2 separate regions of the Mus musculus genome follow, and region 2 is linked to region 1. A link is a loop called in an ENCODE intact Hi-C map of the cell type or tissue named here. Cell type or tissue: heart. All regions are shown on one strand.

Region 1 (8,000 bases):
CACAGTGTGGCCAGGGGATGTGAGTGCCCCTTTAGCTGAGTCACTGACCAGAGTCAGAATCCCTCCTCCTTAAGCTAAGTGAACCTTCTTTCAGTAAATAGATCATCATAAATAGATGGAATACACGCTTGTTGTTTTTGTCTAAAAATTTATTGCTTATATTCATTTCCAGGACAGCCTATTTCTTCTAGTTCAGTTATGTGATGTTCTTAGTCTTCCTGTTAAATCAAATCTAACTTGAGCTATTCTCCATTGAGTTTAGAAAAGCTTACTAGCTTTATGGGATCATCAGTAAAACAGTCCCCCCAAATCCTAGCATTGTATTTTTTCTCATATTTAGGTTGTCATGACAAATGAGACACACTTGTTTTAGGAAGTGAGAAGTAGGAGCCATGAGTCTGAGCCTCTCTTTTCCCACAGGTCTCTGCGTGGGGAGGTTATGTGTTCATCATCAACCTCATCCCTCTCCATGTGTTTGTGTTGCTGCTGATGCAGAGGTACAGCAAGAGAGTCTACATAGGTAAGTGGCTCTGCCTCTAAACCGCGCTCTTAGTAAACAACTTTGTTTGCTCAGTAATTGCCCATGAAAAGGCAGTACATTTTTTATGTTTAACTTGCCTTGTGTTGATTACATGACACCCTGTCACAAATAAGCAAAAAACAAACAAAAAACAAAAACAAAACAAAAAACAAACAGTGGGTGGGGGCAGGGAGATTGCCCCAAAACAAGCCTCATGTGTTTGTTCACATGCAGTAACATGTAAAAATAGTTAATTTGTGTGACTGGTTCTGCATTACCTGTGCCTGAATTTATCAATGAGCTGGCCTGGTCCAAGGTCTTGGGGGAGGAGTCAGTGGGTAGAAGCATTATGTAGTAGAACATTCCTTACAGGGATGTGGTTATTAATGAAACTGCAGAGGAGCAGAGATGTGAAACCTGTACTGTTTTATCACAAGAATTTCACTTACGTTAATGAGAGCTTGGATATAAAATGTCAAAGTTAAACATGGTGTAGGATTTGTTTCTCTCAGTGAGAGACACGTCAGCTAAAACTTTACAGAGTGACTTAAAATAATTATTTCTTGGGGCTGGAGAGAGATAGCTTAGCAGTTAACAGCACTGACTGCTCTTCCAGCGGAAGGACCCAGGTTCAATTCCCAGCACACACATGGCAGCTCACAACTGTCTGTAACTCCAAGAACTGACACTCTCACACAAACATACATGCAGACAAAACACCAATGCACATAAAATAAATACTTTTTAGAATTAAAAAAAAATGTTTCTGTACTACAGTTTTTATTTGCTTTTGAAATTTACACTGGTTATTTGAGGTGAGGCGATTTGTTCTGTAGGTAACAGGACTTTGGTAAAGCTTATTAATTAGAAGCCAAGTATGGTTGTACATGTTTGTAGTCTCAGTTCTAAGAGGTAAGAGGGTAGCAAGTTCAAAGCCAGCCTTAAATGTGTAAGAAAGTTTTGCTAATTTAAAAATAGCTTATATTAAACACCTCATATTAATAGCAGTAATTACCCTAAATTTGTGTGGTAGGCAGAGGGCAGACACAACATAGATAGTGGTCAAGGGTTCTCATAACAGCTTTGAATTTTCTTATGTAACATGTTTGTAATACTTATTCTGACACTCCTACTTTGATTGTCTAATAGGGTTTTTATTACCATATACTATTTGGAATAATACTTTAATATTTGTAGCACAATTTCCTGATTACATTTGCTTAAATTATTTAATTACTATCATACGTAGTTTTGGTGGATTTGATCCAAACTATTGGAATTAATAAAAAGATGTATGATTTTATATTTGTGACAGGTAAAGATTTACCAAGATAGGAGATTGCTCTTGCATCCTATAAACTAGATACATTATTTTGCATGATTGGGTTACTTATAAAAGCATAAAGTAGTTTCCATGCTAGATTGATCCTTTTAGAGACGATGATCTGTTTTGAGTTTTACCTTCAGGCTGTATGAACCGGGCCGACGGCAGTGCTGAAAGGCATTTGTCTTGGCCTCTCTCTTGCTTGCAGGTCTTTGTGTTGGTTACAGTAAATGCTTTCTAGGGGAGCAAGGAGCACTCACTCCCTGAACGGAGGTCTAGCAGCATCTTTCTGTCTTAAGACTAAAAATAGTAGAGCCAGGGCCTTTCTTACTATGACTCAACAGGAATCTTTGATCAAAAGCCTTCTTCAATTAATACAGACAGAGATTTTTTCCATACCTACAAACAAAAGTGGAATATGGCTTTGGTGCTGTCATAGGTGAGCCCAGTCTTAGAATCGTCCCTGTCAACTTGTTCAGGAGCACTTCTGTGTAGAAGTTAGGAGACTACATGAGATGCTTAGGTCTGTCTAAAAGCCTGCTCACTTAAAATCTAATACTTGGGAGGCTGGGGCAAGGGGATACCCAGAGTTTGATGTCAACCTTGATCACAGTGAATTTCAGGCTAGCCTGGGGTAAAGAATTGCGACCTTCCCTAAACGAATAGGAAAGTCCTAAATTATTTTTAGTGGAATAAATTTGCAATTTTGTTTAAATTCTTTTAAATCTGTTTTATTTGTAAATTAATGTTTGCTAATATTTGTCTGTTGTACTTTTTGACACATACTAGGTAGGTACAGTTCCTGCATAGTTGCAGGAGTGATTGAGTCACAGTATCTCATTTTTTAAAAGCAGAATTAGCCAGGAAGGGCTACCTTTAATCCCAACAATCTAGAGGCAGAAACAGGCGGATCTCTGGGCTGAGGCTTGCCAGGGCTACATAGTGAGACTATCATCTCAGGTGGAAAGGGGAGTTGGGTTTCCTGAGTTCTCCCTTATGTGTTCACACTCCTGTGTGCTCTTTTTTTTTTTTTTTTAAAAGATTTATTTATTATTATATGTAAGTACACTGTAGCTGTCTTCAGACACACCAGAAGAGGGAGTCAGATCTTGTTACGGATGGTTGTGAGCCACCATGTGGTTGCTGGGATTTGAACTCTGGACCTTCGGAAGAGCAGTCGGGTGCTCTTACCCACTGAGACATCTCACCAGCCCCCTCCTGTGTGCTCTTACTCTCCTGTGTTCTGATGCTGTCTCACTAGCATTTGTCAGAACTGATGAATTGCTTCTGTAAGACAGAAGTAGAATTTGAAACTTATTTTTATATTGCACATACCTATTTTGTTTTGACTGCATGTATGTGTGCACCACGTGCATGCATGCCTTTGTGCCTGCTGAGGTCAGAAGAGGGCATCCGATCCCCTGGAACCCCAGTTGTAAGCCATCATGTGGGTGTTAGGAATTGAACCCAGGTCATCTGGAAGATCCAAGCCAACTGACTGGATCTTAACTGCTGATCCAGCCCAGAACTAGAGCTTTAAATCTGGGTGCATTTCCTCTAGGTTCTCATCCTCCAGATTCTCACCCTTAGTCTCCTACTGGCTAGTAGCAGAAGGTTCCTTCCTTCCTTCCTTCCTTCCTTCCTTCCTTCCTTCCTTCCTTCCTTCCTTCCTTCCTTCCTTCCTTCCTTTCTTTCTCTTTTGTTTGTTTCTTTGTTTGTTTCTTTGTCTGTTTGTTTTTTTGCTCCTTTGTCTGTTTGTTTTTTTGTTTTTCGAGACAGGGTTTCTCTGTATAGCCCTGGCTGTCCTGGAACTCACTTTGTAGACCAGGCTGGCCTCAAACTCACAAATCCGCCTGCCTCTGCCTCCCGAGTGCTGGGACTAAAGGCATGCACCACCACTGCCCAGCAATACTCTGTTTCCATTGGAAAGTGTGATAATCTTGCTCGAGTAGTTTGAGGAAGTCATATCTTCCTGCCTTTACAAATGTGGACCTTGTAAAATGTCTGTGTCAGTGACATGCTCTACCTGGTGGCTATGAGCAGTGTCCCTGGGAAGAAGAGTGTATACCTGTGCCTGTGCGCACACCCAGCTGTCCTGCTAGTCGGAAGAGCCTATTTCCTGCCTGTTGCTCTTGCTGCTCTCCCCAGGCTTTACCCGTTTACCAAAACTCTCGGTAGCCAGAGTGCTCACAAAGTAGCAAGGTGGCTTTACTAAGTAAACTTTTCAACCTTCTTACAAACTTTAATATTGTTTGATAGCAGTCAGGTGGAACTGATTGGATTGTAAGGTCTTTCTCCTCTGTATCTTGTCTAACAGAAGAGGGATATTTTGTTAGCTGTTCCTATTTGACACTGACCGAGAGATGAAGTAACTTACAAGGGCTGGTGGGCCCTATGGTGGGTTAATGTAGGTGGATTTGTGTGTTCACAGACCCTTCTCTTAAGTTTGCAGAAAGAAGAGTAGTAGTAGCTTAAAACTCCAGAGACGTGGGCAGAGGAAAAGGTGACAGGCACTGTGTGAGGCCCTGACTGGAACACATTTGAAGCAGCCATGGTAGCTCCATAATTCAATCACTAGGGTATGCAACAGCCAAGAAAGACCTGTCTCAAGGAGGAAGGGAGACCTCTAGGTTGTCCTCTGACCTCCACATCATGCCCTGACACTCCAGAATAAAAGATGGCCCAGAGAGTGCTGCCGAGTTGTAATGGCTTCTCAGGGAGGTGTGGAAGTGAGCGCAGCACTCTTATCAACCTACGGTTTCAGTGGACCTGGAGCCCAGTGTGGCATTGGCCACAGGTTCACTAGCTGCCATGCCACTGCCACTCAATATTCTGAGGAAAAACAAGATTAGGATTTCTATCGATTTCTCTCTAAACAGAGTAAAACTAAATTGTACATGTGAATAAGTCCAGTTGTTTTAGGGGGCATTTTTCTAACCAGGAGCATAGTTTGCAGCAGTGAATGCCAGGAACTGTGTTTCCACAGGATGGCAGTGTGGTAGCACTTTTATGATGTAATGAGTGATTTACGGTATCGTTGGGTTGTGCTCTTTCTTAGAGCTCACTTCTTTGATGGAATAGTGTAAGAGTCGAGAAATAGGTTAGTGTGGCTGCGTAGAAAGTTGGGCTGGCTGGGGTTGTGGTTTGGTAATGGCTCCTAGTGGAGTTTGAGGAAGGAGCGGTGCTGCGGGTGTACTGCTGAGGTCCTGTGAGGATGGTGTGTGCCTTTTATGCTGCTGCTCCTGCCTCTGCTTGGAGAAGCCTCCTCCTCCCGCTGTCACGGTGTAGCCAGACATGCTGTGCTCTCCCTGCTCCTCAGACGGACTTAGAGGCCAGCTTGGATTGCTCTTACCAGGATTCTCTGTTTTGAAAATGTCCCGATTGTCATAGATATAAGGTCTTTCTGAAAGTACACTATTTGGTACTGTCATATAATCTGGAGGGAAAAGTACTTTATTTTTACAGTGGATAGAGGTGTTTCTTCTTCATCTTCAGGTCTTTCTACTCATGTGAATCTAATTTTCCACTTTTTATGTTTTAAGTTTTTTAAAGTTTGTGAGATTTAAATTAGATATTGAGTTATGTGTGCTATTTTATAAATTTAGGAAGCACAGTATCTTACGTGAGGTAAATGTGACTGTGGAGCTTGGCTAGCAGTCACAATCTTGATTTGGTACAAGTGGTTTCCTGTGTATTGAAGGGCTCTGTGAGTCGGATATGTATTTCTCCTGTGTAAACACTTGACAGCATCCAGTGATCCACAGCTATCAATCAGCTCAGGCTACTGTGGGTCCAGCTCCTTTACACAGAACTCTGGGTCCGTGCAGGGTCCTGCAGAGTGGCTTCACTGGCTCAGGTGAAAGGAGGAGGCTGGTGCACAGGCCTTTCCAGCTGTCATGTCCGTTTCTGTTACTTTGTTTGACATAAGCCAAGCAATAAGAACTTACCCTTTCCTTGAATTCATTTTTGACACTCTTCCTATTAACGTGGCCTCTAGTGCTTTGTTCCCATAGAGACTTGTTATTGGTTGCTTTGATATTTCGTGTCCTGAAGAGTACCTAGAGCCTTAGGCACTCTAGACAAGCGCCTCACTGCTGAGCCACTCCCCAGCCCTGGTATTGCTTCTCCTTACCGATGATAAGAACTCATGTCTGAAGTCCGTGGGAAGCAGCCGTGTGGTGGATGAAGTTGGGGTGTTTTCTCTGGGGTGGTCACATGCTTGTTCGTTGTAAGGTAGTTTTTTTTGTTTGTTTGTTTTTTGTTTTTTTAAGATTTATTTATTTATTATATGTAAGTACACTGTAGCTGTCTTCAGACACACCAGAAGAGGGAGTCAGATCTCATTACAGATGGTTGTGAGCCACCATGTGGTTACTGGGATTTGAACTCTGGACCTTCAGAAGAGCAGTCGGGTGCTCTTACCCACTGAGCCATTTCACCAGCCCCGTAAGGTAGTTTTACTGCCTCATTTTCTCCTTGGCTTTTTAAAAAGGGGAATAGTTTATTGTTTTTAAATTGAGTTTGTATTGTCTATTATATTCAGCCCAAATCCTGTGAGTGCTGCTGAGTTCCGTGTTTATTTCTTGGAGGCAGCCCCAGCCTGAGGTGATTTTGCAGTGTTTGGTGTGTGCAGGCCTCACTGAGGAAAAACTGCACTCTTCACAGTCTTTGCTAGTAGTGTCTCTGTGTTCCTGGCTGGGGGTGGGTTTCTGAGTTCCACACTGTAAGATGCATAGTGAGCACAGTGGGTTTGCGGCTCTGATGTGGGGAGGAGGCCGCAGACCCCACCCAGCTCTCGCTCTGTGCTAATGGAACTGAAGAATTTGATTTTGTATATTTGGGGATCACATGGTAACCTTGTCCTCCCTCCCTCCCTCCCTCTGCTCCCCCCCCCCCAATTCTGCTTCTGACTCTTATCAGGGCTTCAACACAGATTAATTAATAAAAGAAACTTACTAGAAGGCCCCTTGACCACATAAGCAGATTAAAAATTGTGATAACTTGGATTTTATTTGAATATTTCACAAAGGGGCATACCACTGCGGCATCAGTGCGTCTGCAGAGTTCACTTTGAGTGGCTGGCAGAACTGTGGCCTTCATTAGTTCTGAGTTTTTGAAAACTCTCCCCACAAGCTCTGGCCCTTTCTATTGTATGTATGAGCTTATCTTCCCAACACAGTAGTTATAACTTAGCAGACAGTTTGGGAAGCAGTGTAGCATTTGAACTAATGGTTCACAATTTCCCTTCTAAAAATTAGTTTCTTTTAAAAGCAGATAAATACAACTCTAAAGGCAAGGAGGAGGGAAGCATATGCTCTGTGCTGTGTTGTGACGAGTATAGCAGGCAGAGAACACACAGTAGCATCTTCTATTTCGAAGGTATCCTAGACTTCCCTTTTTATAGTGACTTATTTACCCAAAACTGAACATCAAGTACATTTATGAAAATGATGTATATAAATTTTATGAATAGAATACTATTTCCACATCAGCTTATTTTAGATAAACCTTTTCTCTTCTGATAAAATTTTAGTTTCAGTCACTCCTAATACTTTCTCTCTTGTCAGATGACCTAATCTTGATCTGTAGCCATGAGTGGAAAACCAGTCTTTGACACAGATTGCCACTGCGCTACAGCAGCGGTGTGCTCTAGGATCGGTGTGAGCTAGGAGGGTACTATGGAGAGCAAACAGTCTTTCTGTTAGACTGACTTCCGTGACTGGCAGGTTCTTTTCCTTTTTAAACACTTCAGCTTCTACCTGAGAAGTCTTAGGAAACTGCATAGAAGGCACAAAATACTCCGAGCTTCTGAGACTAGTGGGCACACATGATTGGTGGCAGGTGTTTGTGAGGCCATGAATATTTTGGATTAATAACACAGCAATGGTAGTTACTTAATGCAAGTGCAGTTGCAGAATTTCTTGGCTCTTATCAATGATTACTAATGGTGACGTTTTAGAAATGTGATTCCATTTATTTGCTCGAAAGGTAGCACGAGTCTCTGAAATTGTGAGTGAGGTCTACAAACAATACTTTTAAAAATAGATAGAATATTTATGGTCTATAATGCAACTAACATTCATATATCAAATCCACTTCAAGATTCTATTGTTCTGTTAACTTTTCTAAAAAGATTTTTAAATATATTTATGTGTT
Region 2 (8,000 bases), 350 kb after region 1:
ATGATCCAACTCCTGATCTTCCTTCCCCCATCTCCCCAGCCAACCACCCCAGGTTTATGGTTCTGGGGCTGTAACTCAGGGCTTCCTGAATCCTGAAAAGGCTCCCTTCCAACCGAGCCCCGTTCCCTGTTCCCAGCCTAGCATTGCTATGTCTGTCTGTCAGTGAGGCTGAGACTGCAGAGTCTAAGTCCTACTTTGCATGGATCCTAAACCATTGCATGCCTGACCCTGCCTGGGGCCCCCACTCAGGGACCTTCTGTGACAGTGGCCACTGTTGCTGAGTGCCACGTTCTCAAAGCTGGCATGGCAGGTCTGAGTGTGTGATGTTCATGGACCTGAACGGAGAGGACAGCAGTTGTGTCCTGTCCTTACAAGAGTGGTGGCCAATCTGGCTTCATTGCTCTTCCTTGGAGCTCAGCCAGGTGGAGTGAGGCTCTTCTGCTGTGGCGCTCTGACTTCAGTGGCCCCAGTGTGACACGGGAGCCACTGATCACAGCTCCCTCGGGATTAGTCTCATTGTCTCTCTCACCCTTGTCTATTGAGCTCTGCCAGGTTTTTAGAAAACACTGGTCTCGTTAAATCTGCATATCTACACTTGAGTGGGTTTGGTTTTAGCCCTCTGAGACAGTCTTATGTAGCAGGGGCTGGCCTCAAACTTGCTATGTGGCCAAAGATAACCTTGGACCCCCAATCCTTCTATCTTACTTAGCATCTTGGAATCCAGGGTGAAAGAGAGGCTGAGGCAGGAGGATAGTGAGTTTGAGGCCATCATGGGCTACATGGTGACTTCCAGGACAGCCTGGGCAGTAAAGGGCAAGCAACCCTATCTCAATAAGAACAGTAGTGGAGCAGGTAAGATGTTCAGTGGCTGACGGCATCTGCACACAAGCTTGATTACCTGAGTTTGCTCCCGAGGTCGGACAGAGAGGAGAGAGCCAAGCTGCCCTCTGACGTCCACATGCATGCATGTTTACACACACACACACACACACACACACACACACACACACCAGTCAATAAAACTAAGGCATAATTTAAAAATTTTAGCAAAAATTAAGGACACATCAGGGTCCTTCTAGAAAGAGTGGGGGTGGAGATGGCGGTACCTCATGGCAGCATGTATTGTGAAGGGGCGAGGGTACGGACTGATGGAATTTCTGCAGGTGTTGTCTGTCTCCCCACTTTGCAGGTCGCTGTCCCAAACCTCAGCGAAGCCGTGCAGGACGCGGACCTGCTGGTGTTCGTCATCCCTCACCAGTTCATCCACAAGATCTGCGATGAGATCACGGGCAGGGTGCCCGAGAAGGCCCTGGGGATCACCCTCATCAAGGTAGGTAGGCGCGCAGAGCGGAGGACTAGGCGGGTCCTGGGACCTGGTTCCTCCTGAGTTCATGTCCTCTTTCCTTTATTTGAAGTATATCGGGCATCTTTCTCACCAGCCATGACTAAACACATGACAGGAAGCAACATCAGTGGAGAGAGGTTGATTTTGGCTCACTGTTTGAGGCAAGATGGCCCATTATGGCCAGGGAGACCAGGCAGGCCTGGCTGAGGGCAGCTGCCAGCTCACAGACCACGAGGCCGAGACTGTGGAACGTGGCATCAGCTGGCTTGCCGAGTTTTCATTGTTTCGTTTTGTGCTGTGATGGATGCTGGCGCTCATTACCTTGTGCCTGCCCGGCGAGCACTCAGCACTGAGCGATATCTCTCCCCGGCCTCTTTAATTTCTTATTCAGCCTGGGACTCTGGCCCAGGAGATGGTGCCACCATTTTCAGGACAGCTGTTTCTCTCTTAGTTTATCTCCAACATTCAGGTGGCACCACAGGTGGGAAAGTTGCGGTGTTTTGGGGGATTTTTTGTTTTGGTTTTGGGTGGTTTTTTTTTTTTTGGTTTTTTGAGACAGGGTTTCTCTGTATAGCCCTGGCTGTCCTGGAACTCACTCTGTAAGACCAGGTTGGCCTCCAACTCAGAAATCCGCCTGCCTCTGCCTCCCAAGTGCTGGGATTAAAGGCGTGTGCCACCACGCCCGGTGGTTGCAGTGTTTTTACTCATTTTCATCTCCAGCTGAAAGGTTTCTTCCCTTCAGTTAATTGATTTTCTAGGTACTCTTATAGGTACATGGTTTCTTCATCTAGACTTCCAAAATCAAACCCACAAACTTTACCGCACAGCTAGTGGTGGGGTCTGTCATAATAATGGATTCTGAACTTTTCATTTTGGAAGTCCTTGCGTCAGGGAACAGAGAAGAGTCAACACACATGTGTCCGTGTATGCGAGTTTCTAACCTAGTTATGCAGCGCCGAGCCAAACCGTGTAGATGAACATTGCGGTGCTGTTCATCATCAGCTTTCGAAGATGGGCACACTAGTGTCACGTTATGGTGGGACAGTTACATGTGATAAAATGATCAAGAATCGAGGGGTGGACTGGAGAGGTGGCTCAGTGGTTAAGGGCACTCATTGCTCTTGCCGAGGGCTAAAGTTTTCTTCCTAGCACCCACCAGGAGGTGCCTGTCTTTAATCCCAATTCCAGGGAAACCTGATGCCCACCCCCGCCCAACACACACACCATCTTACCCAAAGCAAGTTGCTTCATTCTGTCCTCTGTGCTTAATAGAAAGTTTCACTCTGTAGCCCAGGCTGACTTCCAACTTTCTATGTGGCCAAGGCTGGCCCTGGACTCCATGCAGTCCTCCTGGATTACAGCCTTCTTGGGAACTGCACACACGTGGTAGACAGTCATGCTCACAGGCAAAACACTTAAAAATGAATAAGAGAAAATTGTGTGAGGCGATGAAGACATTCAGGATGGCTGTTCTGTCAGCTGGGAGGAGGGTAAGGAGAAAAAGAGGAACATGGAGAGAGGCCCCCCCACCCACCCACACACACACACAGCATCTCCACCTCACAGAAGCCACGTACTATTCACTGTCGATAATGGACGTAACTAAACTGGGGCTGTCCTTGGTGCCTGAAGCTGACTTTGGGGTTAGCATATGACAGCAATTGTGACCTCCCCAATATCCCAGAATCTGCTCCTTATCAGTGGGAGCCGCCAGAGCCCTGGCAGGTGCCACGGGTCTGTGTGCTCTCAGGGCCTTCCAGGCCAGAGCTCCCATTCTGCAAAGCAACCTTAACAGTGTTGAGGGGAGAGGTCTCCTCAAACACCATGGCCAGCCAAGTGTCAAGAGATAAGAGGGCAGTCTGGAGTAGGATTCAGTGGTGGTTTATTTTAGGCATATTTAAGCACAGCAGGATTGGATGAAAAAACTTCCTGGTGATAATGAACTCAATCGCATGTGTACAACAAAACATAAGACTTGACGTCAAAACTTTGTAAAACACATGTGACATCGCCCATAAAGATGGATTCTATAGATTGATTGAGAAAAGCAAGCTCCTGGTAAGGGTGTGGTAGAGGACCTGGGGTCAAAGGTCACCAGGCTACTAACCACATCTCTTCCCAGCCATCTCAATGGAAAATAGGTTATGTGTCTCTCCCTTTGAGATATCCCTGTGCGTTTAATATTCCTGGTACCCTAGTGCTTATCAGCGAACACAGACACTTCTGTGCCCACCCCTCCAACACACACACCATCTTACCCAAAGCAAGTTGCTTCATTCTGTCCTCTGTGCTTGATAGAAAGTTTCACTCTGTAGCCCAGGCTGACTTCCAACTTTCTATGTGGCCAAGGCTGGTCCTGGACTCCATGCAGTCCTCCTGGATTACAGGTACGGTGGAATCACAGGCGTGAGTCCCCACGTCCAACTATGATTACTTACAGAACAACTGCCTTTTACCTAATTGATTTGCAAGCCTCCCCTGACTCATCTGAACCCCTCTAGGGCATAGATGAGGGCCCCGACGGGCTGAAGCTAATCTCCGACATCATCCGAGAGAAGATGGGGATCGACATCAGTGTGCTGATGGGGGCCAACATCGCCAGTGAGGTCGCTGCGGAGAAGTTCTGCGAGACCACCATTGGTGAGCCTGCAGAGGGAGGGCCCCGGCCGTGCTGGGTGCTTAGGGAGAGCTGTTCCTGTCCCCACTTGGTTCTTCCCAGCTCTGGCTGGGGGCTCAGGGCCTCATATGCTGCACATGGCCTGCCTATAAATAAACTCAGGCCTGTAATCCTCCATGGGGCGCTGGGGAGATGGTTCAATAGATAAAGTGTCTGCTGCGTGAGGACATGAGTCCAGATCCCTAGAAAAAGCTGCCACAGCACTGGTTGCCTGTAATCCCAGAGCTGGGAGGTGGGAACTGGAGGATGCCAGCGGTTTGCTGGACAACTAGCCTCACCAGTCAGTGAGCTGCAGGTTCCATGAGAGACCCTGCTTCTGAAAACCACTGGAGGTGCAGGAGAGATGGCTCAGCACTTGTTCTTGTAGAAGAGCTTGGTTTAACTCTCAGCATCTATATGGAGGCTCAGAAATGCCTGTAACTTCGGTTCGAGGGGATCCAATGCCCTTTCCTGGCCTCCATGGGCACTAGGTATATACACATTTATAAATAAATAAAACATGTAAAAATAACAATATGGATATGAGTTACTGAGGAAGACACTTACTATTGACTTCTGGCCTCCGTGCCTTCAGAGACATCTGTATGTACATGGAGGGGCTATATACACTTAATGCAGCTGCCCCTAGAAGCCAGAGATGTAGGACACTTCTGGAGCTGGATTTAGTGGCAGGTTTAACATGGCTGACATGGCTCCTGGGAATTGAACTCAGTCCTCAAGTAAGTTCACTGAGCTACACCCCCACCTCCTGGTCTCTGGGTTGGTGACATTAAGGAACAGCTGCGGTTTTAACTGTAAAGTCGTAAGTCTCTGTCCCGAGTCCAGAATTCTCTGGAGGAGAAAATCAGGATAATTTAGAGCACCAGATGGCAATGCTGTCGTCAAGAATCTGCTGCCCCCTTGTGGTGAACACTCCTTTCGTGCTCCTGATTTGACAAAGCCAGTGATAGATAAGTCGTAGTGCTCTCTTAAGCGAAAATGATCCCATATTCATTCACAGAAGTCCTGCAAGGTCCACACACCTAGACAGCTAACATTGTTCCTGACGTTATGTGATCTGAAAAATCATATGGAGTGGGGATGGGTTGGCATCGATGACCACCTCCACACGCACAAGTGAGCACCTTGCACAGATAAGACACGCACATTCACACACTCTTCATGTGAACACACACAAGCACAACTAGCAAATGTCAGCTGACTTTGTAATTATGGGGCCCTAGCCCTGTCCCCACCAAGACTGTTTTCTTTCAGATCCTTCCTTACTTAACTTTGCAGCCAGCCTGAGAGGGCCGAGTGTTTTTTTCCTCAGGGGGAGCTGGAGGAGGTTAAATCAAAGATCTACAAACTTGGCTGCTATCCGAGTCACCTGGGGAGCCTCACAAACGAGCCACGCTGCTCCACTCCAGAGCTGTGATTTAATAGGTCTGAGCTGTGGCCTGGTTTCGAGTGTTTTTAAAGCTCCCGGGTGGTAGTGTGTGCGGGCAGTCATGGGAGCAGCTGGCCTCCCACCTGGAGGCAGGCAGAGCCTGGGGCCAGAGTCCCTTCTGGTGTCCTGAGAGTTGCTGCTGGCTTGAGGGCAGCATTTACCTAGAAAGCCTTAAAGTCCTGAGTTTAGAACCCAGGAAGGGTTCACCTAACCCACCTGCACCCCACCAGCCACAGATTTCATGGCAGGCATAATGGTTAAGGTTTTGCTTTGGTTTGTTTTTACTTTGTTGCTATTGTTGTGTTTGGTATTTCTTCCTCTTTTTCTTTTCTTTCTTTTTCTTTTTCTTTTCCTTTTTTGGTTTTTCAAGTCAGGGTTTCTCTGTGTAGCCTTGGCTGCCCTGGCTGTCTCTATAGGTCAGGCTGGCCTCAAACTCAGAAATCCACCTGCCTCTGCCTCCCAAGTGCTGGGATTAAAGGTGTGTGCCACCACCACTGCCTGGCATGTTTGGTATTTCTGAGAGCAGTTTCCTAGTGTAGCCCAGGATAACCTCATGGTGGCTTTTGTATCAGCTCCACAGATACTGTGGTCTCATGCAACATATCCATCATCAGGACTGATTCTTTGTGGTCTGGCTTATTTCAGTTTTTTGAGACAGGGTCTCACTATACAGATCAGGCTGGCCTCCATTTCATAGAGGTCCACCTGCCTCTGCCTCCAGATTGCTGGGATTAAAGGCGTGTCATCCTATCAGGCTGCTTCTACTGTTAAATCAAAGACGTCCAAAACACACAAAAAAGAATAAAAGGAGCTGAGTGCATGAAAGCCAAGGGGCATCCAATCCAGCAAGCTGCAGAGGGAGGGGGACCACACACATCTTCTTGACGGAATGCCCATCCTCCAACATTTGTGGACGGCACACTCTAAAACACATGGATCTTACATTCCATTTCGAGAAAACCTTTTCATTTTTGATAAATTTTAAATGCAGGGCTTAATTTTTTTTCAAAATCAGCTAATTAGTATTGTGAAGAGTTAGTGTTCGCAGCAAGCACACATGTTGAGGTCAGAACAACTCTCTGAAGAGCTGGTTTTCTTCCACCGTTCCATGGGCTCCATTTCTGTTATCTGAACTAAGGTTCACCCTTAAAAGAAATCACACCTTAAAAAGATTCCACAAGGCGATCGAACTCAGTGGAGACTTGGTGTTACAGATCCAATCATCTTGGTCTATCTTTAGCCCCCTTTCCAGCCGAGTGCTAGCCACCTGTGTGTCTGCTCTAACATCCTGGTAAAACCTTTTGAAATGTATCAACTTAACAGACACTGGTGTCTACCAACCCAAAAGCTAAGGACATCTCCAGGTGGCATTGGGAACCTGTAACAGAGCTTTCCCCACTGTTGTAAACCCTCTTGATGTTCCCAGCAGTGTATTGAAAAGAGCTTGGACTCTTGGCTATAACAGGCTGACGAGCCTATTGCCATGGTGGAGCATGGTATCTGGGGCAGCCTGAATCTGTGTTCCAGGTCATAGTCACTCACCGAAACTGTCATTCACTTAGACGTGAGAGCTGAGGTTGTGTGTCCATAGCTATGTGCCTTCTATCCCTGTGTGTGTGTGTGTGTGTGTGTGTGAAGCTCCCATGCTCTTCCGAAGGTCCTGAGTTAAAATCCCAGCAACCACATGGTGGCTCACAACCATCTATAATGAGATCTGACGCCCTCTTCTAGTGTGTCTGAAGACAGCTACAGTGTACTTACATATAATAATAAGTAAATCTAAAAAAAAAGAAAAAGTTATGCTCTAGACCTCTACCAGGTATAGAAGTGGGCACAGGGACATCACTAATCAATCGTCTGCTCTCCTACAGGCAGCAAAGTGATGCAGAACGGCCTTCTCTTCAAAGAGCTGCTGCAGACGCCCAACTTCAGAATCACTGTGGTAGACGATGCAGACACCGTGGAGCTTTGCGGTGCTCTTAAGGTATCCCACCCAGGGAAGGAGGTACTTAGGCTAGTGTTAGCTGTCTGACGTGGAGGTACTGAGGCTAGACCAGTGTCAGTAGTCTAACATGGGAGAGTTAACTGTTTTGACTGGCTGGTGTGTTGGTTCAGGTGTGTGTGTGTGTGTGTGCGCGCGTCAGAGACCCATCTCCAGTGTGTTCCTTGACTTCCACTTTGTTTGAGACAGGGTTTCTTTGCCGCTCACCCTCAGGTACACCAGGCTAGCCCATAGCCTTCTGTGATTCTTTTTCATCACCCCTCTCCTGCCGTGTCCAATCTGACCTGGGTTCTGGGTTTAATTCAGTCTTGCGTGACAGGTGCTTTCCCCCTGGGCCATCTCTGCAGCTGAGCTATACGCACTTGACATAGGCACCCGTGAAAAAGAGCAAGCCTTGCTCTTGGGTGCCTCGTTGCCCCTTCCGAGGCGGGGCCTCTGTCTCTTTTATTTATAAATATCAGTGAGCTGTGATCTTTTAAAATTGTGTTTAGATGCTTTTTATCTGTGTGCATGCTTTGCTTGCCATGTACATATGTGTGTCACATGC

What was found. A loop is a pair of places that touch in the nucleus more often than their neighbours do. Peaks named below come from ENCODE experiments on the same cell type or tissue, not always from the same donor. Only the 100,000 strongest peaks of a DNase experiment are listed, where the experiment ranks them.
Region 2: a loop joins it to region 1, with 2.3 times the contacts of the local background. A loop is called at or near these places in 4 of 42 quality-filtered maps.

The regions. Positions count from the first base shown.
Region 1 is chr9:115,258,614-115,266,613 of GRCm38, reverse strand. Stt3b (STT3, subunit of the oligosaccharyltransferase complex, homolog B (S. cerevisiae)) reads left to right here. Exons shown (of 16, transcript NM_024222.3): 5 at 421-520. Among named protein-coding and RNA genes, the nearest start is that of Stt3b, 48 kb to the left of the region's middle. In heart, a CTCF peak has its summit at 4,821 (motif pointing right); no DNase peak of the experiment used is centred here.
Region 2 is chr9:114,910,311-114,918,310 of GRCm38, reverse strand. It overlaps Gpd1l (glycerol-3-phosphate dehydrogenase 1-like), which reads left to right. Exons shown (of 8, transcript NM_175380.5): 3 at 1,190-1,330; 4 at 3,847-3,985; 5 at 7,323-7,435. Among named protein-coding and RNA genes, the nearest start is that of Gpd1l, 20 kb to the left of the region's middle. In heart, a CTCF peak has its summit at 4,915 (motif pointing left); a DNase peak (open chromatin) is centred at 4,830; H3K27ac peaks cover 721 bases.